Regions from separate parts of the Homo sapiens genome. Here region 2 is linked to region 1. The links are chromatin loops, found by intact Hi-C in ENCODE. Cell type or tissue: GM12878. All regions are shown on one strand. Links, peaks and the distances in the headings refer to the core of each region. The heading gives the core; the rest is flanking DNA.

The links. A loop is a pair of places that touch in the nucleus more often than their neighbours do. Peaks named below come from ENCODE experiments on the same cell type or tissue, not always from the same donor. Only the 100,000 strongest peaks of a DNase experiment are listed, where the experiment ranks them.
Region 2: it touches region 1 in a loop (6-fold over the local background); 15 of 110 quality-filtered maps call a loop at or near these places.

The regions. Positions count from the first base shown.
Region 1 is chr12:117,357,454-117,373,378 of GRCh38, forward strand. NOS1 (nitric oxide synthase 1) reads right to left here and starts at 4,173. Exons shown (of 29, transcript NM_000620.5): 1 at 4,059-4,173. RefSeq lists promoters at 3,674-5,951, 3,674-3,834, 4,059-4,131, 4,298-5,219. In GM12878, for the core only: a CTCF peak has its summit at 9,757 (motif pointing right); a DNase peak (open chromatin) is centred at 9,728.
Region 2 is chr12:117,843,739-117,859,663 of GRCh38, forward strand. KSR2 (kinase suppressor of ras 2) reads right to left here. Exons shown (of 20, transcript NM_173598.6): 3 at 11,690-11,840. It overlaps LOC105370011 (a long non-coding RNA gene), which reads left to right. Exons shown (of 3, transcript XR_945403.3): 3 at 1-40. Among named protein-coding and RNA genes, the nearest start is that of KSR2, 120 kb to the right of the region's middle. RefSeq lists an enhancer at 3,230-3,747. In GM12878, for the core only: CTCF peaks have their summits at 6,431 (motif pointing left) and 10,861 (motif pointing left); no DNase peak of the experiment used is centred there.

The sequences.
Region 1 (15,925 bases), core at 5,091-13,090:
GTACTGAAGGAAACATGAAGTTATCATCGATGAGGATTGGACAATAAGTCAAGACACTGAGGTTCTATCCCAGCTTTGGCAGTAATGTGCTGTGTGACTTTCATCGAGTCACATGCCTCTTCTGGGCCTCAGTTTCCCAATTTGTACAACGAGGGTGACAGACAAGAACTGAGAGTATTAGAATCTCCTGGAGCAACCTTGTTAAAAATAGAGATATTTCCAGTCTCCCCCAGGAATGCTGATTCGGTAGATTTAGGGTGGGGTCTGGCATCTTTGCTTTTAACCAGGGACTTGCTGTATTCTGACACTAAAGGTCCACTGGGCTGATGTTTGGCGTTCGCTGGATTAGATGATGTTTAAATGTTATCATATATTAGAACGAGGAAAATGGTCATGTCTGTAACCTATGTGGTGTTAACTACACAAACCCACACTGATCCATGGCAGGAAACATGCCCCTCTGTTCAAACAATCCAGATTAAAATGGGTCCTGAAATGCCAAATTCAACTTCCACAAATTCCAGTTTCTAATGGGAAAAAGCCCCAGTTCTCACGAGCACGGATTGTTGCCTGTGGCTCTTAACCACATTCCAAGCCCCGCACAGACCCACAGAACCTGAGTGACAGGCAACACATGAAGTCTTGTCATAAGACACCCCAAAACATCTGCAGATTGTGAGCGCAACAGGCACAGCCAAACCTGTCTGTGCTCACAATATGCAGGCGAATTGACCTCCAAATCTTCCTGCCTCCTGGGAAATCAGCGGCCCCCCAGTGGGGAAGTTTCTGGACAACTGACTGAATGGTACCTCGGACAACTCTTTGCATCTTACTCACAGAGACCCACTGGGAGCAGCCTAACCCATCACAATACCCCCGCCCTCTCACTCTTCTCCGTGCGGTCCTTCCCCAAGGAAGATGGAGGCTCCTGGGGACTGGCTTTGGCCATTTGGGAAATATAAAGAGGAGACAGAAAGGGCAAAAAGCGGGCTGCTCTGAAAGCCACGATGACACTATTGGCCCCAAATGGCTCCATGGGACACTCTTCCCTCTGTTTCGGGTTCCCTTCCTTCCTTACAATCACCAGTCTTGGCATACCAGCATTGTTTCCAGAACCCCTTTCACATACATCATCACAGAGTCTTCAAAACAGCCCCGTGTGGGAGTTACTGTTCTCATTTTACAGATAACAGAACTGAAGCTCAGAAAGGTTAAGTGATCAACCTGAGGTCACACAGCCATGGAGTGAGCTAAGCTTGGCCTCAAGCTGAGGTCTTCACCAGGTCTCTCTACCACACTGCTCACTCTTTCTCTACATGATTTGGGACTTTGGGGAAAAAAATCACACAATTTGTGGAGACAAAGCCATGCCCCTGACCATAGCGTTGGCCTCTGGCTGAACAGATGTATCAGGAAATACAGCTGTGTGTGCTAAGGTTCAGGCACATGCCAGACTGCGTAGATGCCCAGATGCATGCAAAATGCCCCAATTAAGAAGCCGAAAATTGGGGTTGAGGTCTCGGGTAGTGCCACTTACCAGCTAGGTGACTATGGCTAGGTAGTTTGGTTTGCCCCACCTCAATTTCCGCAGCTGCAAAATGGAATTCAGATGGCTGCACTGGCAACCTGAAAGTTAAGAGGCTCCAGGTGAATAATACGTGTGACAGTGCCTTGGAGCTGTCAGTGGCAGAGCCGTGCGCCCCTCAGGGCGCTTCTGAAATCCAGACTAGTGGAAAGGGGCCGGGGCCCGCCGTGGCGGTGCTGGTGGGGCGGACACCCCCTCCTTCAGGGACCTGCCGAGGCTTCTCAAACCATCCGCTGAGATGCCTTGAGGGCGGAGAATGGACGCGACCCCTGCGCACTTGGGGAGCTGCCACAAGAGCCCTTTTCCTATTTTATCTTCAGTTCTGAAAAAATAACGGGGGAAAAAATCTATGCTCCAGAGAGCTGCGTCAGTGTTCCCTGGTGTTTACGAATTTCTTGCGTTTGCCCCGACCCCAATTAGAGAAGCACTAAAGAAAGGCAGCAATTTTCCCTCATTCCTCTCGGGAGGAGAGGTCTGGGGTCTCCTTTCTGCTGTCTCCCAATGTCGTGGGCCGCCAGAGGTGAGATGAGGCGCCTATGGGCGCGCTCGCCTGCACCGCACCCTTGCCTAGCGGCGTCCCTGGGGACCCTCCCTCCGTGGTGGCTGCGTGCGCGCTTTTCTTAGGCCTGAGCGCAGGGTTTGAGCTGGGCTATGGGAGTAGAGGGAAGAATCCCATGCGTCTTTCCCAGGATTACTGGGGTAGAGATGGAGGCGAGAGCAATCTTCCGCAGCCTGTAGTACCCTGTGGGGTAGACCCCCCGGTTCCTACTGGTGGGGAAACCCTAGACCTGCGTGCGAGTCTCCCAGATCCGGTCCCAGAGCATTACAATAATGGTTTTATATATATATATATATATATATATATATATATATATATATATATATATATATATATATCAGCAACACTTCCTGCGTTATGAACGCTTACCCTGACTTCATATTCACATTTATGATTTTTTAAGGTCCTCATGACAGCCCCACGAAAAAGGTAGTTTCTCCATTTTACAGATGAGAAACTGAGGCTGGGAAAGATGAAGAGACTTACCGAAGGTCACGCAACAAGTAAAGGGTCGATCTAGGACCAGAACCCAGGGGAGTCACTGGAAAGGTTCCTGCCCTCCTCGGCTGCCTTCTCCGTGAGAGCCTCTCCTCTCTAGATGTCTACCCCAGACAGCCTGATGCGGAGCTTGGAGAGCCATGAGCTCTCTGGTCACAGTGCCCTGGGGGTGGGGGCGAGCGTCTGGCGTCCTCTGGGGCGCAGTCCCGAGAGAGCCCCTTCCGGGACCTCGGACGCAAGGCCCCTGAGTGGCCCTGGAAGTTGGATCCCCCGGGGACCCTGCTCCGAACCCTGGCCACCTGGAAGCAACCTCATCGAGCGCTCCTTCCACTGCCCAGCCCCGAACCGTGGCGGAACGCGCCCCTCGGCCTCCCTAGAGCCTCCTTTGCGGGAGAAGCACAACTTTCCCAGGTTTTGGAGACGGCGCTCTTACACCCCAATCTCGCCCAGACGGAAGAAGTGAGAGGTGCGGGCGGCCCCGCCATGACCGCGGGAGGAGAGCGCAAGGAGGCTCCTCGCAAAGTTGGAGGCCAGGCCGGAGCGATGTTCCGGGAGCGGAGCCCTCCCAGCCTCGGGCCCCCAGCCGCGGACAGCTGGCAGTGCCAAAGACTCCGCCATTACCTGCGGCTCGCAGTTGCGATTCGGCCGCAGAGTCGGGCACCGAGGAAGGCGTAAAGTTGAGCTTGGGCAGGTACAACGGTCCCCAGGGACTGGCATCCCCCAGCCCGGGCTGCCCGCGGGAGGGTAGCGAGCTGTGCCAAGGGCTCCGCCATTACCGCCAGCGCACAGCTCGGAGCCAAGCGCGCGGCTGAGGAACGACTAGGGTCTTGCAAAGTTGGAGCCTGGGCGCGTAGACCCCCGGACCGGAGCCCCCGGCCTGAGGCCGCCCGCTAGGAGGAAAATGAGGCCGCCCGAACCAAGTTGGGACGCGCAGCAAAGCCCGAGCCTTCCGCGCACACCAGGGGCTCGGGCGGGAGCGGGGAGCCCTGGGGACGGAGAAGGGGCGCGGGACGCCTGGATCAGGAACTCACCTGACGCCGAGCCGGGCAGCGCCGAGGCTGCCTCTTCGCGCTGCGCACCCGCCCGCCCGCCTCGTACTCCTCCTCTTCCTCCCGGGCGCCCGCGGCCGCCGCGCTCCGGGTTCTGAATCCTCCGAGTCCGCCGCCCCGCGCGGCTGGAGGGCGCCGGTTGCACCCACTCGCCTCCTGGTAGGAGCCGCGCGCGTCCCTCCCCTTCCCCTCCGCTTTGTGCCTCCAAGATCCCTCCCCACCCCCTCTCCCCTAGCCCCCACTCCTCCCTTCTCTTCTTCCCTCCCCTTGCGTCCCCTCCCTCAGCCTCAGCGAACCCAAGTTCGGGACGGAGGCTGCGGGCTTCCCCGGCGCAGTGCTGGGCGCCCCGCGCGCGCCCCTGGCTCACCCCGTCCGCTCGGCCGCTGCTCGCTGCCCGGCCGCCCCTCGGAGGAGCCGCGGCGCTAAGTAGCTCCTCACCCAGCGGCTGGAAACGCGGCATAAATATGTAGGGACTGAGCCGTGAGCTCAGCGAGGGTCGTGAGGGGGAATTTATTTCTTAATGTCCCTCCTTTATCCTATCATCACTGAAACGAATTAGCAGTGACGTCCAACCCGACTGGTTTATGGGTGTGGGGAGGGAGACGTCGCAACCCTCATTAAAAGAGCCGCTCTGGGCTCCAAAGCATACATCTTTTATATAACCTAATTTCCATTTTTTTTTTTCTATCAGGAAACACACACACACACACACACACACACATACACACACACACACACACACACACACACACACAATGACAATTTCTGGGAGCCTGGATAGGGCTGAATGTAGTAGCCACGCAGGGCAGGGCAGGTCTATTTGGGCAGAGAAGGCCCCATGGGAGGCAGGGATGGTTATTTCTGCCTCTACATCAGTGTTGGGATAGCATTCCTTAATGGGACAGTGGAACACACAGCCTCCCAGGCTGGGCAGTGCTGGGAGCCCCTCCCAGGAGCCCGCAGAGGTTGCAGCCTGGGTTCTGGCCTTGGCTCTCGGGTGGACAGACGGAGAAAAGCAGCCTGTTCAGGAAATGTTGCCTGGTTCTGGTCTTTTCTGGAGCCACACTCAGGCCTGGCATCTGGGGAGAGTGAAGGATGGAGGGCACATGTTCATCTGTGGCCTGGGAGCCCCACAGGTGTGGAGAGGCCAAGGTCTGGGCTGGAGGAGGGAAGACACAGAGAACGCAGCTTCCCTTCCTTTCTTAGGGGCCCTAACATATGGGTAACCATATAAACCCGACTCAAAATCTGTCTTTTCCTGGGCAGATTGCAAAGGATTTTGCATCTCCCCGTTGCTGTTGCTGCTGCTCACACAGTCTTGGGAAAACGGGGGAAAATCAAGGAAAGAGAGGACACACACACGCGCACGCGCACACGCGCACATACACACACACAAACACACACACACACACACTTGGCACCTGGCTCTGGGTGATTTGATCTTTTCCTCCTCCCCAGCCTTGCCAAGCGGAGCAAACCCACTCAGGCTTCGAGTTGCGCAGAGAAGAGGCAAAGAGGAAAACCACCACCCCCTTTGTCACTAATAAATGCTTTTCAGATCGTCTTGCACATCCAGCAGGGGAGGGGGTGTGTGACTTTGGGGGCAGGAAGAAGGGTGTGGGGGATGAGGAGGGGAGGAAGGAATAAAGAATAAGCTGACGAGGGTGCCTGGAGGTCTATGCTGTCTTCCACATGCTGGAAGGAGGCCTGGAGAAATGCCACCAGCCCCAGGGCTCTGCCACTTCCTGGCTGCCACAAGGGCAAGTTTCAGAGCCTGTTTCCTGAGCCATGGATGGGCCTGGGGATGTCGTGAGGATATACACAATGAGATGATGCTGGTGAAGCCCTTGACATGGTGCTAGACATATAGTAAATGCTCAGGAAACAGTTGCCAACAATAATGGTGATTTTGATGATGATGAGAATAATCCAGCATACAGGCTGGATGGGGGGTGGGTCCCAGAAAATTGAGGCTGGAGCTGAGTCCTTGCAGTCTGGTCCCCTCCTGTTTTGGGTCCAGCGTCCCTTGCCCGAACCATTTCAAAGTTGAGCGCTGGGTTTCAGTGGTGTCATTCTCAGAACACTGCTCCCTCAATTACCATGGCAACTGGGGAAAATCAGGAAGCTAGGGGAAGGGAAGCTGCTCTTCCACTGGGCTGGCGGTTCACCTGCTCAAAACAGAGTCCACGTCTGCCTATGTGTGGGTCAAGGCCAAAAGAAGCTCAGAGTAGGGGCACTTCCTCTCTGGGAGCACAAGCTTTTTTGAAATTGGGGAGAAGGGTGGTTGGGAGGGGATGCACGGCCACGAGATGGTGGAGATAGTGGGGTCGGGCCAAGGCTGGCTGTGCCTGCAGAAGGCAGAGTTGGCTTGGGTTTGGGGAGAGGGGGACAGAAACCCCACTCCCCTCAGTTCTCTCCTCACTTCCAGGTGCCCTGGTGCGATTAAAAGCAAAGCCTTAGAATGTAGCTCTTGAGACAGAGATCTGGGAAGACAGAGCCTCAGAGCCCACGGGTGGAGCCAGGGACCATGAGGTGCCCTCTGTGTGTGTGTGTAGATGAGAGACGAAGACAGACAGACAGACACACACACACACACACAAACAGAGAGAGTCAGAGAAGAGAGAGAGGCAGAGAGATTTATAGACAAAGAGAGAGACAGAGACAGCAGAGACTGGCAGAGACAGTGAGAGACAGAGATAGAAAAACACACAGAAAGACTGGCAGAGAGAGAGAGATTGGCAGAGACGGAGATAGAAAAAACACACAGAAAAAGAGAGAGACGGAGAGATTGACAGGAAGACAGAGACTTATTGGCAGAGACAGAGAGAAAGACAGAGAAAACAGAGGGAGACAGATTGGCAGAAAGAGAGTAAGAGAAGAGAGAGGCAGAGGGATTTGCAGAGAGAGAGAGACAGATTGGCAGAGACAGAAAGAAAAAATACACAGAGAGACATATTGGCAGAGAGAAAAAGAGAGACAGAGTAAGAGAAGAGAGAGAGGCAGAGAGAGATTGGTAGATTGGCAGAGAGATTGGCAGAGAGAGAGAGAGATTGGCAGAGAGAGAATGGCAGAGACAGGAAAGAGAGACAGAGATACAGAGAAAGACGGACAGTGACAGACAGAGCCAGATACTTCCCTTCCCTCCCTCTGGTGGTTTCCCCAGGATTAACGGGAACTATGGACAACACTAGTTGCGGTAGTAAAGAGAACAATGGCCATCTTCTGTTGAGCACTTCCCATTTTGCTGGTTTTGAGCCACGCATTTAATAGGTATAACTCACTGAACCATCATAAAAATGGTAAGAAATGACTCCCTTTCTTATTCCCATTTTACAGAGGGAGAAAATAGAGGCTCTGGAGGCAAAGTGACTTGCTCCAGGTCACCCAGGTAATCTGTGGTAAAGCAGATATTAGAACTCGGGACCCCAAAGTGGAGCTTTTCCTGCCTCCTCGCCGCTGTCTTGTGGAGAAAGAGGGAGAGGGAGGATGTCAGAGCCATCTGGGGAGTGTCTAGGGTTTGGGGAGAGTGGCTCCTGGTGTTTGGGGACCCCTACCACATGAGTACGGACAGTGTCTCCAGAGATCCCCAGCAAGTGGAGGGAAGAGACTTTTACCATCAACCAGGTGGCCTTGGGACAGTCCCCAAAATGCCCCTTGGGTGTAGTGCCTTGGAAGCTGCTCTGGGCTGTCACAATAACCTGATTCCACCAGGACCTCTCTGGGGTTCAGGGGGAGATGAGGGTTGTGCCACCCTTCTCTCGAGCTATTGGAAGATCAAACCAGCTGAGACCCATCCAGGCATCAGCGTAGGGCAGGCACTTCATAAATGGTCACCGTGATAACAATTATTCTTGGTCCTTCTCTCAGGACCACACCCCTCAACCCCTGCATGGATGGTGGATGGGTGTAAAGGGTGTCCCTTCCCCCCCAGCCTCCCAGCCACTCTGGACCCTCACTGGTGCCCACCCCTCAGTGCAGAGGTGGACCCCAGGGGAGTGGAGTGCTCTGGCGGAGCCCTGGGCAGGAGGAGGAAGGGAGGAGGCTGGCCTCACTGACGTGGCTGTCACTGAGGGGGTAATACATTATCCAGGGCTAATGAAAACATAATTATCTTCTTTTGGCTGCAGAGAGGGGCTAATTTAATAGGCTGTGATCGAAAGGCATCTGCTGAATTCACCCAGCAGTGAAAACACTTGAAGCGCTTCAGGGGGCGGAAATGGACAGAGTGTGGCTGGCCGGGTCCGGCAGCTGTGTCCAGGTGGCAGCTCCCCTGGGAAGAAGGGGGTTCCTGGGGGTGCAGCAGAGGGGATGTGGCTGCTGGTAGGTGTCCTGTGCACAAACAGACCTGGGCTTCTTTCTTGCCATGAGTTCTGGGGCCAGTTATTTCTCTCTCTCAGCCTCACCTTCCTCATCTGTAAAATGGGCGTTAATCCTACCTTCCTGACATTGACTGGGAGGAGCAGATGAACGATATGAGAGAGAGCCTGGCACATTCTAAGTAAGTGTTTCACAAAATTTTCATCCCTCTTCCTGGGCTGGCTCTACTCGGCCTTCAAGTCTTAGCGCGAACTCCCCCACTTGGGAGCAGCCCCAAGCACTCTGCATGTCCCTCTTCAGAACATACAAGTTCTGTGATATTTACTTGTTCAATGCCCTCATGAGGGCAGGGTGGTCTGTCTCATCCGTCACTCCAAGGCAGTGGTTCTCAAAGCGTGTTCCCTGAATGATGAGGTCAGCATCACCTGAGAACTTGCTAGTGATGCTGATTCCAAGTCCCCACCTCAGACCACCTGAATTAGACCCTCAGGGTGGGGCCCTGCAATCTGCATTTTAAACAAGCCAGCCAGGTAATTCTGATGCATGCTCAAGTTTGAGAACCTCTGTTCCCACCAAAAACCGAACAAATGTTTGTTTAAATAAGTAGAAGAAGAGTTTACTATTAAGCTGGGGTTCAGCTATGTGATGACAATGTCTCCCTTATTAGACACCAACTATATACCTAGTCCTCTGCATTATGCCCTTGAACCTACCAAGCCATCCCTTTATCCATCACTTACCATTTCCCACACTACTTCATCCCCAAGAAATGCCCCTTGGTCTGCCTCATTGTCCTGCCTTGCTGGCCCGTTGGAGGTGTTGGAAGACCCATGGGGTGCCTCCTCTGTGTCCTTCCTGTTCCCATGGTGCGTAGGTCCCCTCTCTCCCTTAAGCAGCCCCGTCCACCCAGGGCTTCTGATTCTGGAAAGGAATTATGCTTTTGACCCTGTCTCTGGGTATTTGGCTGGGAAAGTGATTTGGACCTGCTTGTTGTGAAGGATGGCACCCATTGGTCAGTTCTGCAGTTAGAGTAAGGAAGGGCCCTTGGAGATGGCTGCCTCCAACCTAGCGTTTTACACTGGGGAGGCCAAGATCCAGGAAGGTTTGACAATTCATCCAGGGGCAGCAGCCTATCAGTGACAGATCAGTTTCCTGTCCTAACTCCCAGTTCAGGATGCAGGGTCTGAGCCTCCTAAGAGCAAAGTGGGTGTCACTAAAGTGGCCGGGGGCATGCTTCTGTAGGACCCAGGAAAAATGAACAGCGAACAGGGTTGTCTGAGAGCCCAGAACCCCCAGGAGAGGTAGGAGCATTATAGTTTCTGGGCATGTCAAAGACTCCTCCAGATATTTACAGGACTCTGGCAGAGAATAAAGAGGGAAGAACACTTTAAGGCTTAAAGAGGCAGCCTGAGCATTAAAAACACTAGATTTGTGGCTGGAACACCTGCTTTCCAGACCTGGCACTTCCACTAATGTGCAATGTGAGCTCAAGGAAACTCCTTGGCATCTCTGGGTCTCAGAAGATCTTAACCTGAAGATGGCCAAGTCCCTGGAATTATATGCAAAATCAATTGCAAGTGCGTTTTGCTGGGGTAGAAGGTTCATAAGTGTGCAGCGGCTTTTTAAAGGGTGTGAGACCTTGGAAAGGTTAAAAACAATTTCTTGCCTGAGAGCCGGCTGGCAAATTTGCAGATGCCTGAAGCTCTATGCAGACCGTTTGTCAGAGATGCAGTTTCCTAAATGACCAACAGATGGCGCGCTAAACCTTCGCTGTAGCCTTCCTGTTTTCCCGGAGACCAGCCAGGTAGGTCCATGGCTTCCTATATTCAGCTTTCAGGACCAGAACCTAGGTCCCCGCTAAGCTGGGCTGACCTGGGTGGGTTGAGAATGCTGGATCACCCCAGAAACTGTCTGCATCTCCTAGTTCCCAGCATCTGTCCACATAGAGAAGGCATTAAAAAGAATGTGAGGGCATAGGCAGGAAACGGGGTGGGGGTTGCAAGCACACCAGAGGACCAAGTAAAACATTGAGAGGAGTCCTAAGTTTGTTCTTCATACCCTCAATTGAGTCCTTCGGTTATTCCCTTCACCCTCATTACAGAATTCCCTGGTCATCTCGCCCCAATTAAAGGCAACACATTGCAAAAATTCTCTAAGCCTGGAGTTCTGATGGTCTAAATTGCACTGGGGTATGAAGGGCTGGTCAAAGTATTTGCATTTTGAAGGCACTGTTAGAGAGAAGCCAGTGCTAACCGGTGTTGCAAATGTACATACTTCCAGGGAACATGAAGTGGGCTGGGTGGGAGACATCAGGGAGTAGTGGAGCCTGTGGCTAACTGGAGCACATGCCCCTCCTAAAGACATTCACATTCAGATGTTTCCAAAATAGCGTTCCATCCAACTAAATCACTTGGGCCACTAGTATAGGAGCTCTGACCAAGGAAATGGGTTTCAGCCTGGTTAGTGGAGCTGTCTGAGTGGCAAAGAAGGTCTTAATCAGAATGTAAAATAGTGACTCCCAAACTCTCAGATGTATAAGAATTCCCTGAGAAGGGGAACACCAGCTCCTTGACCCTGCCCTCAAAGACTGGGAGTCTATAGCTCTTGGGTGGTACCCAAGAGGCTGTATTTTTAATAAGCTCTCCAGGGGAAACTGAGGCAGGTTGTCTTCTGGTTCTAAGTTGGCTACCCTGAGCTGGTAAGGCCACCCCAGTGTGCTGGACTGGGTCCTTACCCTTGCTCAGCAGATAACTGGAGTTCAATGACAGAGCTTCTCAGCACCAGTGACATCCCCTCAAGATGAAAGCAGAGATCTCTTACAATTCTGCCCTCCCCACCATATCACAGACATGTGCAAAAAAGATGACATGGGTTGACTTATTTCTAAGAATTAGGCAAATTCTGAGACCAGTCCCTAGGGGAGGATAATGGGGAGGTGGTTGAAAGAGGAAGAGGTAAGTGTTCTGGAAAGCTCCCAAACCAGGGCCAGGGTATCTGACTTCTTTATTTGACTCTAGCCTCCATCTGCTGTGTGACCTTGGGCAAGTCCCCTCCTCCCTCTGGGCCTTAACTTCACCATGTATAAAATTAAGAAGTGGTAGACTGGAGCATAGCTTCTTCCTCTGTTCTAGGACCACCTTGGGCTCTCCAGCAGTGTCTTGGGGTCTGCCTGTCATGCAGGTCAAGGGGGAAGGTTGGGGAGCTGAGCTCTGAGCTCACTCAGAGCTGTTCTGTTTTTAATCTGTCTGTGTATCTGGCTTCTTCATTCAGCTTTCATTGAGAGCTATTGGCCTGGCATCTTCTAGCATACATATAATCATTCTCTTTCCCCTCTTTCTGGTGGTCCACATGCCTGGCACTATGCCAGGGGGCTGGGGCAACCAAGACCCCCAGGCAGGCTTCTGGCTCATGAAGCACTCAGTGCCAATGGGGAAGTCAGATGAGCTCACAGTCCATAGGCCGTAACAACCAAGCCTGCTAGTGTGCTGACGCTTTGCAGCCTACACTGCCCAGAACCATGGAAAGGGATCCTGCTGGCCTCACCCTGAGTTTTAAAGCCTTAATGAGAGAACCCATTTTCTTCTCCACAGCCTGACAGCCTAGAGCTCTGTTAGCTTCATATGCTTTGACATTTGATTTATTCAAACAGACATGCGAGCAAACTGTCTTAGACTCTTCTCTAATTGTGTGGAAGAGGGGAGGGTGCAATGATCGGGCGTGATATGAAAGCTTTGGAGTCAGTCCTGGGCTTTGCTACTTCCTAGCTGTGCAATCTTAGGCAAGTTAATTACCCTTTCTGAGCCTCAGCTTTCTCATCTGGCAAAACTGGGGAAAATGATAATCCCTACTTCATAGGATTGTGCTGATTAAATGAGATAGTGGATTTGAAGCCCTTAGCACAGTATTTGGCACGTAGTACCTGCACAACAAATGGTAGCTCCTTCTCCTCCTGTTATTACTAGTGTGAGGGTCCGGCCTCTGTTTTGAGATTAGGAGCCTTTTGAGGGGTAGGAGCCATGTCCGAATCTATTCTGACGTTCTCTAGTATGCCTAGCAGTTTGCCAGTACATCCCAGGCATTCAGTTACTGAATTCAATTGCATGGAGGAATTGGACAATTTCTCTAGACCAGTGGCTCTCAAAGTGTTTTCCCCAGACCAGCATCACCTGGGAACTTGCTAGAAATGCAAATTTTATGAACCCACTCTAGACCTAGTGAATCAGCAGCCCTGGGCATGGGGCCTGGCAATCTGCATTTCGAGAAGACTCCAGTGATTCTGGTGCATTTTCAAATTTGGGAATCAGTTATCTATATCAATAATTTTCAAACTTGTTTTAGCTGGGGCATTAAAAAAATTCTAATGGGATTGTATGCAGAAGCCAGTATATAAAATAGGTGAAAGGGGAGCTATTGAGGAATCATGAAGCAGGGGGCAAGATTCTTGACTGCCCTGTCCTCCTTCGGGGAGCCCCTGGAGCACTTAGGACTTCCAGGAACACAGCTTAAAAAGGACTTCCTCACAATTTTTCATCCTCCTACTCATCTACCCACTTATCCATTCAGCCACCCACTGACCCATCCATCCATCCATCCATCCATCCATCCATCCATCCATCCATTCTTCCATCCATCCATCCATCCATCCATCCATCCATCCATCCACCCACCCATCCATCCATTTATCCAGCCAGACAACGAGCCACCAACCCATCTGTCTGTCCAACAATCCATCCGTCTATCCATCCACCAACCCAGAAGTTCATCCACCAATCCATCCATCCATACATCCATCTATCCATCCATCCCTCCATCCCTCCATCCATCCATCTGTCCATCCGTCCGTCCATCCGTCCGTCCGTCCGTCCGTCCGTCCGTCCGTCCGTCCGTCCGTCCGTCCGTCCATCCATCCATCCATCCATCCATCCCTCCATCCATCCATATCTGTTGGGAGATTATGTATCTCTTGCATTTCTCTATGTCTTGCCAGCAGAGGCACTGATTGCCTTTTTATCAGACTATCCTTTTAAGATGCTTATATAGAGAACAGCTTTGGAAGACAGAAATAATGTTTCAATTCAGAGCAAAGGGCAGGCATGTGTACTCTCCAGGATGATAAATATACTATCTCGGGAAAAAAGGGCAGGTTTGTCCAGTATACAGGATGGGGTTTCCTCTCTTGTAATCCAATCCATGTCACCTGATCCTCTTTGTGTTGGGGATTGAGGAACTGGCACAAATGCTGATACCCTGGTTATTACTGTTGCTGTGAGTAATAAAATCCTATGTCTCTGACCCAGGAATCTCATGTCTTCTGCCAACATCCATAAAACTCGGCAGCTAAATTGTTGGCTTGCATGTAGGGTAAAGCCTCCAATCCTTCACACTTCTTGACACTAGTCAGCCTCCCTCCCCATCACTCTTTCATTCCTTCAGCACAGTGTGTTGGCTACTCCAGGCATGGAAAAGAAAATCGTGTCCTAGCCTCAGAGGGCTTGCAGTTGGCTTGTCAAGGTGAAAGATAGAGACCCACTGAACACTCTAGCCATGCTGTCAGGCAGAAAGTGGGAGCTTTTTGGAAGAATGAGAAGTCTGGACTTGGGAGACAGCAGAATGTCCAGAGGAGGGCACATCTGTGAGGAGTCCACAGGGAAGGTCTCCGGACAGGACAACAGCATTCTTCTGCCCCTCCCTCTGTCCCTGCACTGCTCTGTGTTCACTCTCATCTGTCTCTGCTTCTCTACCTGGCTGAGCACTCTTTGGAGCAGAGACCACATTTTCTTCATCTCTTGGGCCCCAGCACTCCACCCAGTGTTTGGCACACAGTAGGTGTTTAGAAAAGGTTTGCTGACTCACAGGAAGAATTTCAGGTAATATTAATGATGATGATAAAAGAAATATGATGATCATAAATACTTAGGAGCACTTTAGCACTCACTATATGCCAGGCACGGTCCTAAGCTCTCACCCAAATGGGAAGTGTTATATTCATATATTGGTATATTCGCTGTCACATACTTGGTGAATGATATATTAGTGTATTAGCTGTCACCCACTTAATGAATGGCAGAGCCGGGATTTGAACCCAGGAAGACTGGCTGCAGGGTCTGTGCACTTAAATGCTACACAATGATTGCTAAAGTTGAAGAGGGAATGATAAGAGGGGGCAGCTTGGGACACAGGAAGATGGGGTAGCAACTAAAAAATAAGCTAAGCATCACTTCATCAAGATCACCATGGTGACCATTTCTTGAGCACTTACTATGGGCCACGCTAATCCTCCTTATTCTTCATAGCCACCCTATTAGTTGGGTATTATTGGCCTGTTTTGGGGGAAACTAAGGCATAGAGAGGTAGAATTACTTGCTCAAGGATACCTGGCTAAGCAGTGGCAGCTGCAGAATTGGAGCTCAGGTTGGTTGGACTCCAGAGCCCAGTATTCTTAAAGGGGAAAGTCTGGTTGAGGTGAAGCCCTAGAGGGTTGGGGTGACCTCAAGGCAAGGGGTTTCATTGACTGGACTTTGAGGCAAGGTTAAGCTGACCTAGGTCTGGAGCCAAAGAGAAGAAAATGAGAAAAATGGGTGCCCTTCCTAAGCTTTCCAGCCAGGGTATCCACATCACTGTTGTATCCAACTGATCAATGTTATGAAAAGAGAGAGAGGGTGGGCACTGAAGCCAGGCAAGACTCAGCCCAAATCCAGCCTCTGCCTCCTGCTAGCTGTGTGACTTTGGGCAAGTTACCTAACGTCTCCGAGCCCCAGAATCTACCTGCCTGTCAAAAGCCTTGAAAATCACATGAACTAACAACTCCAAGATACCTAGTATGTACTAGGTACCCAACCAATGTCCATTTCTTTATTTATTCAATAAATATTTACTGAAGCACCTTCTGGTGGTGCCCCACCCATATCACCTTGACACCTACCATTCCCATGCATGCTGATCTAGCTGCCAGCTATCAGCATCTGCAACTCTTTTGCTAAAAAAATGTCAGGGAATTCATACTCCCCCACCCCCCTCCTCACCCAAGAACACTTAACCAGAGATTGACAAGATTGGGGGTATAAATACCCGAATACTTCCTTGCCCCTTGATATGGTTTGGCTCTGTGTCCCCGCCCAAATCTCACCTTGAATTTTAATAATCCCCACCTGTCATGGCAGGGACCTAGTGGGAGGTAATTGAATCATGGGGGTGGGTCTTTTCCGTGCTGTTTTCATGACAATAAATAAGTCTCATGAGATCTGATGGTTTTATAAAGGGGAGTTCCCCTGCACAAGCTCTCTCTTGCATGTTGCCATGTAAGACATGACTTTGCTTCTCATTCACATTCTTCTGTGATTTCAGGCTTCTCTAGCCATCTGGAACTGTGAGTCAATTAAACCTCTTTTCTTTATAGATTACCCAGTCTTGGGTATGTCTTTATTAGCAGCATGAGAGCAGACTAATACACCCCTTGAGTGGACTAACTCTGAGATGTGTTTTCTCCATTGGTTCCCATGACTGGTAATACATCCTTCACTGGCTCCTTGCCTTCTCTGTCTCGCTTCTCCATTCTCCTATCTGTGTTTCCCGAGATCACCTCCCAGAGAAATTCCTTGCATCCCAACCCTCATCTTGGAATTGGCTTCTGGAGGACTCAAATAAAAGTGAAGCTAAGACATGTACTAAACTCCTATCATATGCCACCCACTGAACTCCATCTCATGCCTGGATTAACCAGACATATACAGTCCCTGCTGTCAGGGTGCAAAGACTCAGGCCATCAGAAGAATCAATCACTAAATGAAGAAACTCATAAAGGATTAACTGGAGGCTGGGCACAGTGACTCACGTCTGTAATCCCAGCACTTTGGGAGGCCGAGGTGAGAGGATCACTTGGGGTCAGGAGTTCAAGACCAGTCTGGCCAACATGGCAAA
Region 2 (15,925 bases), core at 3,066-11,065, 480 kb after region 1:
TGCTTCATGACAAACTCACAAAGGCAATAGCCACAAAGGGCCAACAACTTTCCCTGGGCATCTATCCAAGCCTGTCTTCATGGTCCCTTCCAACAGCTGGACGTATTGGCTGCCAGATGTCCCTGAAACCGCAGGCTGCCTTACCTATGTCAGGGTAGGTTCAAGACCTTTCTCTGAATCTTAAGCTTCCCTTTTTTTTTTTTTTTTTTTGAGCTTGTACCTCCCCAGCTCTTCCTACGGTCGTATAAGTCTAACATCTAATAAATTCCATTTTTTCCATTATACTCACAGTAATTTGGCTTCCCTGATTGACCCATCACTGAGATCATCACTAGCAGAAGGGATACTGTTCCAGAACTAGCAGCCTCCATTTCCTCCTCCTTGGGATGTGTGTTGTGAGAAGCTCATGTCACATAAAAGGCAACATGTGGGCACCTAAGCAGATAATCCCCAACTGAACACCCACTCAACAACTAGTGCCAACTGCCATCCATGAGCATGCACCATCTTGGATGTTCCAGCCCAGTCAAGCCCCAGATGACTGCAGCTCCAGCCAACAACACACGGAACAGAAGAACCACCCAGCTGAGCCCAGCCAATCCCTGAGCCCAGGGAATTATGATGATGAAACTATACCCTAAAGAGTTAATGAAACCAATGACAGAAATTACTGAGTTTGCAGGATAACAGATAAGAAAAAAAAACAACTTGCTGAGATGCTGAAATTCCCTCCTCTTCTGAGTATTTTTTTTTTTTTAACTCACAAGTTTTTTAAAAAGTTGGCAGTGGGCTAAAATTAATTGGAACCAGGATGACCAACTGGAGATTGTGCACAAGTTTGCTGACATCACAGCCCAAATTTCCACCACATATTTCATACTAACTTCTCCCAAATTTGCATATGCAACCTATGAAGTAACATAAAGAAATAAGTACACACACCCAAGGACTTTCCAGACTTCCCCTTTCCCTCCACCAACCACCTGCTAATCCCAGTATCTACCCCCTAAGCCTTTCCTAATAAAAATACTGCCTTGAAGCCAGCCCAGAGTGGCAGATTTGAGCTTGACTCCTGTGTCCTTGGGAGTCAACTTTCAATAAGAAGCTTTTCTTTTCTCAAAAACCTGGCCAGGCACAGTGGCTCATGCCTGTAATCCCAGCACTTTGGGAGGCCGAGGCAGGTGGATCACGAGGTCAGGAGATCGAGACCATCCTGGTGAACACGGTGAAACCCCGTCTCTACTAAAAATAGAAAAAATTAGCCAGGCGTGGTGGCGGGTGCCTGTAGTCCCAGCTACTTGGGAGGCTGAGGCAGGAGAATGGCATGAACCCGGGAGGCGGAGCGTGCATTGAGCCAAGATAGCACCACTGCACTCCAGCCTGGGCGACAGAGCGAGACTCCAACTCAAAAACAAAAAACCGGCGTCATAGTATTGGCTTCTAGTGCATCAGACAGCGAGCCCCTTTTGCTCGATAACAATGAGAGATAACAAGGCAGTTGTGTTGAGCCACTAGGTTTTGAAGTGCAGGTCTGAGACACAGACCCACGCAGCCATGGGTCCCCACAACCACTGGCCATGTAAGCCTGCCTTCTGCTTCTTAAAAGTGCTTCTGAGACATGCATTTGAGACCTGTTTGCTCTCAGAATGCTCTTCCCCCAGATCTTCTCCTGTCTGATGCTTTCTTGTCATTCAAGTCTCAGCTTAAATGTCATCTCCCCAGAGAGGCTCGCTGTCAGTTTCAGTGTGAACTTGGTTAAGCGATAGACCCCAGTTATTCAATCAAACAACAATTTAGGCATCAGGTGAAGGTTTTCTGTTGCTGTGATTAAAGTCTATAATCAGGTGACTCTAAGTAAAAACTCTCCTCTATAATCCGGGTGAGCTGATTCAACCCATTGAAATTGAAATGCCTTAAAAGCGGAACTGAGACTCTTTTTCTTTCTTTTTTTTTTTTTCCTGAGACAGGGTCTCGCTCTATCACTCAGGCCAAAGTCCAGCAGTGCAATCTCGGCTCACTACAGCCTTGACCTCCCAGGCTCAGGTGATTCTCCCACCTCAGCCTCCTCAGTAGCTGGGATTACAGGCACACACCACACCTAGCTAATTTTTTGTATTTATTTTTTTTTTTCAGTAGAGATGGGGTTTTGCTGTGTTGCCCAGGCTGGTCTCGAACTCCTGCACTTGAGCAATCCACCCTCCTTGGCCTCTCAGAGTGCTAGGATTACAGGCGTGAACCACCGCACCCACCCAGAACTGAGATCTCTCCAAAGAAAAAGAAATTCCACCAGCCTGCCCTTCCTAACAGCCTGCCCTTCCTAACAAACAGCCTGCCCTTCCTAACAGCCTGCCCTACAGATTTCAGACCTTCCCAGCCAGCCCCCACCATTGCATAGGCCAATTCCTTGCAATAAATCTCTTAATATATCTTATTGGTTCTACTCCTCTGGCTGAACCCTGACTGACCTGCTCTGATCAGCCCATCAAAGCCAGCCACAAAGCCACCATTGTTTCACTTCAGTTTTAATTCTTGCATAAAACCTATTACCATTTGATTTTTTTTTTTTTTTTTTTGAGACAGAATCTCACTCTGTCGCCCAGGCTGGAGTGCAGTGGCATGATCTTGGCTCACGGCAGCCTTGACCTCCCAGGCTCAGGCAATCCTCCTGCCTCAACCCCTCAAGTAGCTGGGACTATAGGTGTGTGCCACCACACCCAGTTAGATGGATTTTTTGTCTATTTTTTTGTACAGATGGGGTCTTGCTATGTTGCCCAGGCTGGTCTTGGACTCCTGGACTCAAGCGATCCTCCTGCCTCAAGCCCCACAAAGTGCTAGGATCACAGGCATAAACCACTGCGCCCAACTTGATATTTTTCTTATTCATTGTTTCTTCCAACATATTCTAGAGCAGCACTGTCCACTAGAATATTCTGTGATGATGGGGATGTTCTAGAACTGTGCTATTGCAATAGGGCAGCTGCTAGCCACCTGTGGCGATGAACAACTTGAAACATGGCTCCTGAGAACGAAGAAGGGAATTTTAACTTTTATTTAATGAATATAAGTTTACCTGGTCACACGAGTCTGGTGACCGCTGTACTGAACAGTGCAGGTCTGGGACACAGACTGATGAGAACCCACAGCCAGCCAGCCTTCCCCACCACTGTTATCCCCAACCCCTCCTGGCAACTGACACAGGGGGAGTTCCAACCGTGTTTACAGAATGAATGAATGGAGCCATTTGCGCCTAAGCGCGTTCGCATCAGGTTTCTGCCGCTCGTAAGCGAGAGTCCTAATTTGATGCTATCTACATGTAAGGGATTCCTGAGTGCCTACAGAACAGGAGGGCTGGAGAAGTTACAGGGGAAAGGAAAGACATCAGTGTCAACACCAGAACATACGAGACCCTGTGGGCTCCGGGAGGAGCAGCTCTTCCTCTGCCAGCCCAGCCTTTCCCAAGTTAGAAGCAAGTAGAACAATAGGGCAATCAAGACCCACTCTTAGTCTTTGTTCCAGTCAAAGGAAGACCGTACGGTGGCAGGCGGCATTCTGGGGGGCTTCATTCAAAGCCCAAACTGGGAAGAAGCCAGAGGGCATCTGAGGCTGTCCTATTTCGGGGGCCACTCTGCATCCTGTTTTTCTCCTGACTGCCAGTTCTCCCCCTTGATACTCAAGAGAAGAAGCCAGAGGAGGGCCCAGGCAGGCAAGCTCCCAGGAGGTTGCAGGGGTGCAAGGGCACCTGCCTGTCTGCAGCACCCTGGCCTCCACTCTCTCCCCTCCGTGGCTCCCTGAGCCCCCGAAGGATTCCCAGCATCTGTCACCTGCTCTAAGCCACCCATCGACTCTGCAGCCAGAGTGTTATTTAAAAACCGGAAAAGAGATCCAGACACCTTCTGTTCAGCCTACCCTGCTTACTCTGCAGTGTAAGCTCCTTGCCATGGCCCACCGTGGGGGCTGGCCCTGCCCACCTGTCTGGCTCCAGCTCCCACCACTCTCCCCAGCATCCCCACTGGGCACCCATACTGTTCTCTCTGTGCCTGGGATGCTCCCCTCCCTCCCGTCCCAAGGCACTTCTGAGTGTTCCCATCACTCCCAGTCATTAAGACTTCCCCTCCTCTTCAGGTCTCAGTTCAATCCTGAAGTCCTGAGAAAGTCCCTGAGCCCTGGAACCCAACACTGTGTGTGCCAGATGCAGAGAAAGTGCTTGATAAACACACGTGGGAGGGGGAAAAGGAGGGAAGGGTAGAAAAGAAGGAAGGGGAGGAGGAAGGAAAGCAGTATCTCCCATTATCCTTACATAAGCATATTCGTTTTAAAAAAGGAAAACAATATCCACAACACAGATCTTCTATTATCTTGACCAGAGGTTTTTCCTTGGGAAAGGAAAGATACAGATGACCACAAATTATGAGGCTGAAAACCATCAAAATGCCAAAAAGAAGAGGAGAGAGAGAAAAAGAACAGCAGAGAAGAGGAAGAAGGCCACAGCAACAGCACTCTGATAGCTGGGCCACATCTCCGCCAGGCTCTCTTCTGATAAGACAGCTGTGGCCCAGGACAGGAAGGTCTAGGAAGGGACCCTGCTGTCCTCAGACGCTGAAGTTCCCAGTTTTGGAATGGAGTGGGAGGTGGAGACAAATGGTGAGAACGTGCTCTTCCTGCAGCCAAATCAGTTTCACCCTAGGACCTCAGCTCTGTAGTAACCACGGAGGAAAACTAGGGCTGTGCCCAGAGAAAACTGGTTTGAGGTTTTGCCTCTATTTTTGTGGCCAGGGAATGGTAGGTTACCTCTGGAGAACAATCAAGCCAGACAGAAGGGGAGTAGTCTCAAAAGAAACAGCAGTGCTGAGGGAGACCGTGGCTCAGAGGGAAGGGAAACAAAGAATGAGAGTGCTTAATTAGAAAGGCTGAAGCCCCTTGGAAGGGCCCCTTGGAGGAAAAAAGAGAGGAGGATGAGGAGAAGTGGAGAAAAGTGAGCTGGGGGAAGAAAAAGGCTGGAGGAGCCTGGTGATGGTGATGGCGATGATGGTGGTAATGATGGTGGTGGGTGGTGATGGTGGTAACAACAGTGATGGTGGTGGGTGGTGATGGTGGTAGTGGTGGTGATGGTGATGATGGTGATGATGGTGATGACGGTGCTAACAATAGTGATGGTGGTGGTGGTGATTTGCCTGTATCATCTCATGTAATGCTCCCAGCAACCACTGTGGCCCACATGATCATCATCCCCATCCTGCTGCTTAGGAAACAAAGCACAGAATCATAATATGTCGTATCCACAATCACACAGCTAATAGGTGGCAGAGCCAGAACTTAAACCCAAGTTTGTTGGACTCCAGATTCCATACTCCTAGAAGATGATTGAGGACTAAGAAGGAGAAAGGAGAAAGAGAACGGAGGCTGCCCTAGCCACCTTATTTAATATGATGACCAGTCCCTCCATTCCAGAGGGCACTACCAACCCCGCTTAGCCTGCTGCACGTCTTCTTTAATCCATAGCACTTATTCTCACACACTGCATAAGGTACGTGATCATTAAGACAATAATTCATTGTCTGTGCCCCAGCCCCCCACACTAGAAAGTAAACTTTATGGAGACACACACCTCAGCACGCATTTCTAGAGATCAGAAGAGCACCTGGCATAGAATAACCATGCAACCAATTTCGTTGAATGAGTGAATAATGGTTTTTTGGTTTCAGGACATAGCTGCCACGAGAAGGAAAGGTTAAGCTATCCTGGCTCTGGGATCCTTTGATCTTGCTAAATGAATGAATGAGTATTCTTTGGTTTCAGGCTAAGGGTGATCTAACAAGCTATGAGAAGAGAAAAATGAGTTAAGATTTCCTATCTTCGGGGCTCCTTGGGCACTGGAAAATAAAGATATCCCTAAAACCCAAGGAGAAAACTAAGATTAGCATTAACATCTCTAAAATAAAGCTACCTCCATCCTCTGAGAAAGAAAGAGAGAGAGACAGACAGACAGACACAGAGACAGAGACAGACAGGGACAGAGAGAGAGAAAGAGATGACATTCTTGGCCAAGCACAAAGCAGCCTTGCTGCCATATCCTTGGTCTCCATATGAGTTCCTCAATACAACTTGTCTTCTGTCATTTAACAAACATGCATCCAGCCCTCACTTTGGGCCAGAATTTTAAAAACCTGATTTCATCACTGTAGGAAACACCAGCTCTGGGTTGAGCTGGGGCTATTAAGATGAATACAATATCACCCTCAAGAAGTAAGAGTATGATGGGAAAGATACTAGTTTATTCCTCAGTCTGGGATAACATTTTTAGAGTAAAGGAAAGCCATCCAACTCCCAAGATGGTTAGAAGCTTCAAGGAACCAATTATTATTTTTGAGGGAAGAAGGGAATTCCAAACATGAAGGATACTTTGAGGATGGCTCACTGGTTCCCCCTGGTGGACATTAATAGCAAGCACATCACACAGCTTTTCAGAGGTAGGGAGGGGCTCAGCGGTGTAGACCTGGTGGTCACTGAAGTATCTGCTGTTCCGGTAGCCAAGGCAAGAGGTCAGCTCAGTTTGCAGAGCCCAGGAAAGGCCTCATAGAGAACCAGGCTTTGCACTGGGCCTGGGGAAGAGCAGGGATTCACCAGAAGGACAAAAGGAAAGAAAATTCTAGGCAGAGGGATGTGAGTACCAAGATGTGAAATCCAAGCCTCATCTAGAAAACTCTAAGTAATTCATGAATTTAGCAGATATTTAGGGCTTGAAGGGAAAATGTGAATGGTAGGACTTCAAGTAGGAGCCAAACCCTGGGATGTTTTCCAATCCATGAGGAAGACTGTGTTCTTTAAGCCACTGGTAAGTTTTCAAGGATTGCTTGAGCTCAGGAGTTCGAGACCAGCTGGAGCAACATGACAAAACTCTATCTCTACAAAAAATACAGAAAAGTTTGCCAGGCATGGTGGCACACGCCTGTAGTCCTAGCTACCCAGGAGGCTGAGTGGGGGGATCGCTTGACCCCAGGAGGTAGAGGCTGCAGTGAGCCAAGATTGCGCCACTACACTCCAGGCTGGGCAACAAAGCAAGACCCCATCTCAAAAAAAAAAAAAATACACATGTATTGAACCATTACTATGTGCTAGATATTGATCTTCCTGGGAATTGAATAGTGAGCAGAAACAAGTATGATCCCTGCCCTTTTGCAGCTTACAGTCTAGTGGAAAAGAGAGGCATTCATTTAAAAACAAATTGCTCCCCAAAACAGGTAAGCATTAAAATGTTTTTAAGTGGCACCATCACCTGCAGGAACAGCATACGTGAAGTACAGTGTTAAGGATCAGAACTGGGTACACAATTCTTTACTAAGAAGTCTGAGTTGAGCTGACTTCAGTGCTAAGTGCTGTAGGAATGGGTTAAAATGGAGCACTTGGTCATTGCTTTCAAGGTCCCAGTGGCCCTAAGGCTGGCATCTGAGGCAGGACATAGAAGACTGAGTCTTAGCAGCCTGGGAAGAGTCCAGAGGGAGGCCTATGTGGAGGTAGGGGATCAGTGTAGGTTCAAACCATAGTGAGGTGTGTAATGAAAAGTGCTGCTTGACCAAGCATGGGGACACATGCCTGTGATCCCAGCACTTTAGGAGGCCGAGGCAGGAGGACTGCTTGAACCCAGGATTTCGAGACCAAACTGGGCAATGACAAGGCGAAACCTAGTCTCCACGAAAATTAGACAGGTGTGGTGGTATGCACCTGTAGTCCCAGCTACTGGGGAGGCTGAGGTGGGACAGTTGCTTGAGCCCAGAAGGTCGAGGCTGCAGTGAGCTGTGATCACATCACACCACTGTACTCCAACCTGGGTGACAAAGCAAGACCCTGTCTCAAAAAACAAAAAATAGAGGCAGGCCAGGCACGGTGGCTCATACCTGTAATCCCAGCACTTTGGGAGGTCGAGCCGGATGGATCACCTGAGGTCAGGAGTTTGAGACCAGCCTAGCCAACATAGGGAAACCCCGCCTCTACTAAAAATACAAAAATTAGAGCAGCATGGTGGCGCATGCCTGTTGTCCCAGCTACTCAGGAGGCTGAGGCAAGGGAATCACTTGAATCCAGGAAGTGGAGTTTGCAGTGAGCCGAGATCATGCCACTGCACTGCAGCCTGGGCGACAGAGAGACTCCATCTTAAAAAAAAAAAAAAGAAAGTGGCTATTACTAGCATCTACTAAATGATATAGAATAGAACAGGAATGAATTTACAACATCTTCATCATGCATAAGAAGGAGGAGTATTGTTTCATGAAACATGCTATAATTGTGTATGTGTATGTGTAGCTGTGTGTGTGCATGTATGTGTACCTATGTGTGTGGGGGGGGTCACAATATAAATTGTACTGTCCATCTGGATCAAAAAAATTTTTAAAAAGATCAGAGGACAGGGCCAGGTGTGATGGCTCACACTTGTAATCCTAGCACTCTGGGAGGCCAAGGCAGGCGGATTGCCTGAGCTCAGGAGGTCAAGACCAGCCTGGGCAACACGGTGAAACCTCGTCTCTACTAAAATACAAAAAAAAAAACTAGCTGGGCGTGGTGGCATGCACCTGTAGTCCCAGTTACTCGGGAGGCTAAGGCAGGAGAACTGTTTGAACCCAGGAGGTGGAGGTTACAATGAGCCGAGGTCGCACCACTGCACTCCAGCCTGGGTGACAAGAGTAAGACTCTGTCTCAAAATAAATAAATAAATAAATAAAAATCGGAGCACCAGAACTTTCATGGTCTCGCACAGCCTAGAATGTCACAAAAAAATGACTATTCTTCCCCATGGTCTCGCACAGCCTAGAATGTCACAAAAAAATAACTATTCTTTCCCATAAGGCTGACATAAATGCCTCTCTCATGGAAACTGGAATCTCACTCTACTTTTAAGGATGCTGCCAAACTCAGTAGTGCCTCCCGGATGAGACAACATGAATTCTGAAAAGCAATTAAAAACCTAACCTCAAACGCTCACTGTCAGGCATTGTGCCGGCATAAATTGGTACAAACTTTCTGGAAAGATATATGACAATGTTCACCATAATTTTTAAAATATGGGTTTTTTGTTGTTGTTTTTTGTTTTTGAAATGGAGTCTCGCTGTCACCCAGGCTGCAGTGCAGTGGCACAATCTCAGCTCACTGCAACCTCCACCTCCCAGGTTCAAGAGATTCTCCTGCCTCAGCCTCCCAAATAGCTGGGATTACAGGCATGCGCCACCAAGCCCAGCTAAATTTTTGTATTTTTAGTAGAGATGGGGTTTCACTATGTTGGTCAGGCTGGTCTCAAACTCCTGACCTCAGGTGATCCACCGGCCTCGGCCTCCTAAAGTGCTGGGATTATAGGTGTGAGCCACCACGTCCGGCCAAAATATGCAAATGTTCCACTGCAAGACCCCTCTCCTATGAATTCACTGTAAAGAAATAGCCACGGGGGTCCCCAAAGATAACACTCAGGGGTATTCACAGCAGCGTTGCTTATGATAGGAAAAATATGGATATTTCCAAAAATAGGAGATTGGTTGAATAAATTGTTAGTATTCAGGTATTAAAAATAAGAAGTGAATGCATTTATTGACAAAGGAAGATGTTTATGACAACACTGTAATTTGGTGCAATTTTTTTTAAGACAGGACCTCACTCTGTGGGCCAGGCTGGAGTTCAGTGGTACTATCTCAGCTTGCTGCAGACTTGACCTCCAGGACTCAAGCAATCCTCCCACTTCAGCCTCCCAAGTAGCTAGGACTACAGGCGCATGCCACCACACCCAGCTAATTTTCTTTTTTTGGTAGAGGTAGAGTCTCTTTATGTTGCCCAGGCTGGTCTCAAACTCCTGGGTTCAAGCAATTCTCCCACCTTGGCCTCCCAAAGTGCTGGGATTACAGGTGTGAGCCACCATGCCTAGCCTGCAATTTTTTTTTAAAGAGAGAAAACTGCCATCTGCTTCTCACTGTGGGTAAAGAGAGAAAGTCACCTTTGGAGCAGATTTTGTATGTACTGAGTGACTGAGAGGCCCCTCCCTGTCAGCCACACTCATGTTGGGTGAGTCAACACCATTGTGCTAGAGGTAAAGAGTAACATGACCTTTACAGCTCGTCAGCCAGGAGTGATTTTGCCTCCCTGGGAACATTTTGAAATATCTGGGGATATTTCCATGTGTCATGACTTTGAGTTGGGGGATGTTACTGGTATCTCATGGGCAGAGGTCAAGGATGCTTCTAACCAAACATCCTTCAACACATAAGACAGCCCCCAGTGCATGGTCTGCCCCCCATTTTATTTTTGAGACAGGATCTTGCTCTGTCACCCAGGCTGGAGTGCAGCAGTGTGATCATAGCTCACTGCAGCCTCAATCAATGTCCTGGGCTCAAGTGATCCACCAGCCTCAGCCTCCCGAGTAGCTGGGACTACAGGCGTGTGCCACCACACATGGCACATTTTTTTGTATTTTTTGTAGAGACGGGGTTTCGCCATGTTGCCCAGGCTGGTCTGGAATTCCTGAGCACAAGAGATCCTCCTGCCTTGGCCTCCCAAAGTGCTGGGATTACAGGCGTGAGCCAGTGTGCCCGGCCGCATGGTCCCTTTTGATGCTGACTGTACCTGAATCAGGATCTGCCAGCAAGAAAAAATACAAAAGGGCACGCATGGAGGACTGGGCCGATGACCTGTTTCAAGTATGTTCTGTTTTGTTCACCGCTGCCTTCTCAGCCCTGCTGGCACCCCATAGCCACTCAGATTAGAAGACTTCTCCAGGCCTAGAACAATATTCAACAAATGCTTGTTGAATAGAGCAGGTTGAATCAAGCAAGGGCATCTGTGAGCCTCCACCTGACTCTGCCAGACTGATGCTCAACAGTGACACCTTGTGGTGGGAACTGCAACAACCGTGCTGATGGCCACTAACACTTCTCCGTGGCTGGCATGTGCAGAGCGGATCCCTTGGGACAGAAAGGCCCCAGAATTTGCAGAAAAATCATGAGGCTAAAGAGAAGCAGGAAGCCTCAGGAAGATGATATCTGATGTTCTGCTAATAAAGACAAACAGGTATCTGAGCAATTAATGGAAAAGATCCAGGAGGGATGACAATATATTTGGCCCCCAAACTGATAGAACAAGTCACAGAGGTTATTTTATTAGGTGAAAAAAAAAAAAATTTAAGCAATATGTGTGGATAATTCTATTTTTTAAAGTATACATATATCCATTTGTCAGGAAAAATTATACCAAAATGACAAGAGCAGTTACCTAGAGGGTGGAGCTTAGGGTGATTTTTTTAAAATCTATTTTCTGGTTTATGTTACAATTAATGCAAATTACTTCTGTTAAAAAAAAAATTAGAAGCTAGACATTGACCCAAAATGCAAAGCCACGTCAGAATGTCTAAAGTAAAAAGACCCTGGTCTCCTATTCACACTCAATATTTTCATATCTGGACCCTAATTATCCAGAACCAGATACCCTAAACCTCAGCGGGTCTTCCTGGGGCAAGAGTTCAAATCCAAGAGCTGCCCTTGCTGGTGTCTTCCGGCCTCCAAATCCCAGGTCCACGCTGCCTCTTCCTGCGTTTCGGATTTGCCCCCCAGGGTTGACTCTGTCTCGTCCTGGCCTGCAGTGGCGGGCACGGGATGCCGAGGGACCGCGGCAGCTGTGCTGGGGACAAGTCTCCACATCCCCGACCCCGGGGCCTGCTCACCTGACATGTGGACATTCCTGAGGCAGGAGAGGGAGGCGTTGAGGCGGGCACACTCCTCCCGGTTGGCTCCGTATTTCTCCACAGTCTCGCACACCTGTTCATCCGTCATCTCCAAGAGGTCCTCCAGGCTCAGCTGGCCGGGGGAGATTTCCTAGAGGAGGGGAGAAGGATTGTCAACCGTGGGGCAGGAACAGCATCTCTGCCTCCACGCTGCCCTGTAGTGGTGCCTAGAGGAGAACACTCCGCAGTGTAAACGCTTTGCATGACAGTGGGGTCTCCGAATCTCGGGTTTGCCACTCATTATCTAGATAACCTCTGACCAGTCGCTCAACCTCTCTGGGCCTCACTTTGCTCATCTGTAAAGTGGGACTCCTAAGTGTCCATACTTGGCAAGGTAGCGCAGGTGCTTAGTGCTATTATAATTACTACCCTGTCTGGCGTCAACACTGTGCCTGTCTCTCGAATGTTTATAAGGCAGGGCCCCATTTTTTCATGTTTGCTTGGCTCTCAGTGCCTCCCACTCTGCAGGGACTCATCTAAAATCCCAGCACAAACTCAGAGCAAGCACAGGACAAGGCAGGTGTGCTGGTGGCTGGGTCCCACTCTCTCTCTGCTTCCTCTCTTCTCTGGCTGCAGGGTCTAGGGCTCACACTGGTCTTCAGAAACCCTAATGGAAAAGGGGCTGAAAGTCCATGCCCCGTGCTGGAAATGAAACTAGGTTTGTTTTTGAGCCCCATGGGGCATGGCTTTGCATCCTAAGGCAAAGCAGAAACACTGGAGTATAGCGTGGAGTGGGGGAAAGGGACCTAGAAAAGGTAGGATTCCCAACTTAACGTGTTGGGCAGGTGAACTTTCACCGCCACCCCATGTTCCCAAAACAGTGTCTCCCTAGACCATCATATGGACACACCTCAAAATTTGTCAAGCTTCTATATTTATGCATCAGTATCTGTATGTATATATGAGTCTTCTTTTATAGCACTTACTACTCAACATTTTAACATATATTGTTATTACTTAAGGGTTTTTTGCCTTTTTTTGTTTTTTGTTTATTTGTTTGTTTGTTTTGAGACAGTCTCGCTCTTGTTTCCCAGGCTGGAGTGCAATGGCGCGATCTCGGCTCACTGCAACATCCACCTCCCGGGTTCAAGCGATTCTCCTGCCTCAGCCTCCTAAGTAGCTAGGATTACAGCCACTCACCACCACGCCTGGCTAATTTTTGTATTTTTAGTAGAGACAGGGTTTCACCATGTTGGCCAGGCTGGTCTCAAACTCCTGACCTCAGGTGATCTGCCCACCTCAGCCTCCGAAAGTAAATAAGGGTGAAATAGCCTACGGATGGTGTTTCTAGGGCAGTATTGCGGAATACATCTACCCTCTTGTGGTCATGTTTGTGTATTACAACAAGATACAGCTCCCACATTAAACTGATAGCCAGAAAGAAGAAAACTGTCTCAGTACAAAAAATTATCTTCAAAAATATGAGCTATGGTGCCTTTTCAACTCACCCAGGCAGGCAGGGGGCAGAGAGAGAAGAATAGTGGAGTCACTTAGAGGCTTTCTCAAATAGGGACACATTGCTGGTGAGCCCCTTTAAGAAAGGTGATGACCACGGATCTGTTTATTTCTGGTTGTTGTTTTTCTTAAATAGAGACAGGGTCTCCCTCTGTCACCAGGCTGGGGTGCAGTGAGGCCATCATATCTCACTGCAGCCTCAAACTCCTGGGTTCAAGCGACCCTCCCACCTCAGTCTCCTGAGTAGCTGGGACTACAGGCATGCACCAACATGCCTGGCTAATTTTTAAATTTTTTTGTAGAGATAGGATCTCACTATGTTGCCCAGGCTGGTCTCGAATTCCTGGCCTCAAGTGATCCTCCCACCTCGGTTTCCAAAAGTGCTGAGATTACGGACTTGAGCCACTGCACCCAGTCCAGGATCTGAAGGTACAGAATGACTCATGTTTGAAGGGGGTGATTCATAACATAAAAGGATTCTCCTCTTTGCTTCAGGATTCACTTGTGCATTTTAATCTTATGATTTATATATGTATATATTTCAATTTACTCTAAAGCTTAAGTTCAGAAAAAAATCATAAAAGTAACATTTTTATAACATCAAAAATGGAGAAACCCTTAACAAACCTGGGCCAAAAGGGCAGACACACCTCTGTTTGATAAAATAATAGTAATAATAATAGCTGAAATGGATGGAACACTGTTTTAAGGTTTTTGATAGATTTCCTTTTATTATCACAAAAACTACTGAAAGTAGGCACTTTTATCATCACCACTTACAGACTAGGACAGTAAAATTCAGAGAGGTTAGACCACTTGCCTAAGGTCACACAGCAAGTCATTGGTGGAGCCAGGATTCAAACCCAGCTGTTTTACTGTGGAGCTTTCTCCATACTTCAGTCACTTCACAGAAAGGGGACCTCTGGTGGACACATACCTGAACTGCAGACAAAGAGCAGAAACCCCACGTCTTCTCCCGCCCACTCCCTGGGTCCCTGGACTCAAGATGCTCAGTGACTAAGGCAAGAGCCAAAACTCAGGTACCTGCAGGTCAGGTAAATGTAAATGAGCAAATCGCTGCCAGACAGGAGCTCAGTTCAGCATGGTCAACATTTCTGATTTTGTAAGTGAAGCCAGAGATCTCTGGGTTTTTTAGACAGACTCTTTCGGTTTTTAAGTATTGGCTCAAAATAAATGTCCTGACATCATATTAACCAAACAACAACAACATGTCTGCATATCAGAACCAGCTTGAGGGCCACCAGTTTTCAACCCCTGGTCTAGAATCGAATCGTTTCTACCTTATTTGCCCCCACAAGTGGCACTTGATATATAAATGACTCTGAAGCCTCCAAAAGAAATGCCCTGAGCCATGCAAATACAACACTGTCTGTCCTTATACAGGACCATTCATTCTAAGGATATTTGCAAGAAACTCATCTGGCCATACTGGGAATGAAATAAGGAAATACGAGATTGCGCGTGGTCTGATGTGCATATGCAAGATGGGGTGGGGTGGGGGCCTGGAGGAATGGAGCGGGGTGATGCTGCCTCTAACTTGGGATTCTTAGATCTGGTGGGGCTGGGTGAGATTCTTGTCCCTGCGGACAAGGTCTAAAAAAGACAGGAAGCCTCTTCAAGTAGGAAGCAGGGAGCGCCTCGAGAGAGGACTCTTGGTTTCACTGGCAGGGAGGCAAGCTCCTCTTCTGCCCAGCTCTGGGGGGACCCAGGCAACAGGAAAACAAGGCTAATGCACAGTGCTTCTGACCTAAAGCTTTGCTGTCCATCTGAGCTGGACATCCTGCTAGCCCCATCCACTTGCCAGCTAGACTACTCACTTAGCTCTGAGCCTCAGTTTCCCACTCTGTACAAGGGGGATAACAGTCACACCTACTCAAAAGGTCATTGCGAGGAGGCTGAACAGTCTCAGCAGTTGAGATCCTAAGTGCAAAACCCTTTGCACAATGCCTGGCATGAAAGATGCAGTGATGTCCGCTGGTTTTATTAGGTTTGGCTTGGCCCTGTCACTGCAAATGAGTCGGTCTCTGGGATCCCAGGGGGTAAGAAAATCTCACAATCCTCAAGATGTTAAGAACGTGGTCTAATCTTTGAGAGCGGACATAAGATGTCAGATGCTCACAACAGTAACAGGCTGGCATCTACTGAGTGCTATTTGGTGCCAGAATATGAGCTGAACTTTTTTTTTTTTTTTTTTTTTTTTTGAGACAGAGTCTTTCTCTACACCCAGGCTGGAGTACAGTGGTGGGATCTCAGTTCACTGCAACATCTGTCTCACAGGTTCAAGCTATTCTCCTGCCTCAGCCTCCCGAGTAGCTGGGACTGCAGGCGTGCACCACCATGCCCGGCTAATTTTTGTACTTTCAGTAGAGACGGGGTTTTGCCATGTTGGCCAGGCTGGCCTCAAACTCCTGACCTCAAGTGATCTGCCAAAAGTGCTGGGATTACAGGCATGAGCCACCGCGCCTGGCCTGTTTTTTTCGTTTTTTGTTTTTTATTTATTTTTTTTTTTTTGAGACAGGGTCTCACTCTGTCACCCAGGCTGGAGTGCAGAGGCATGATCATAGCTCACTGTAACCTCAACCTCCTGGGCTCAGGTGATCCTCCTCCCTCAGCCTCCCAAGTAGCTAGGACCACAGGCATGCACCACCACACCCGGCTAATTTTTGTATTTTTTGTAGAGATGGAGTTTCGCCATGTTGC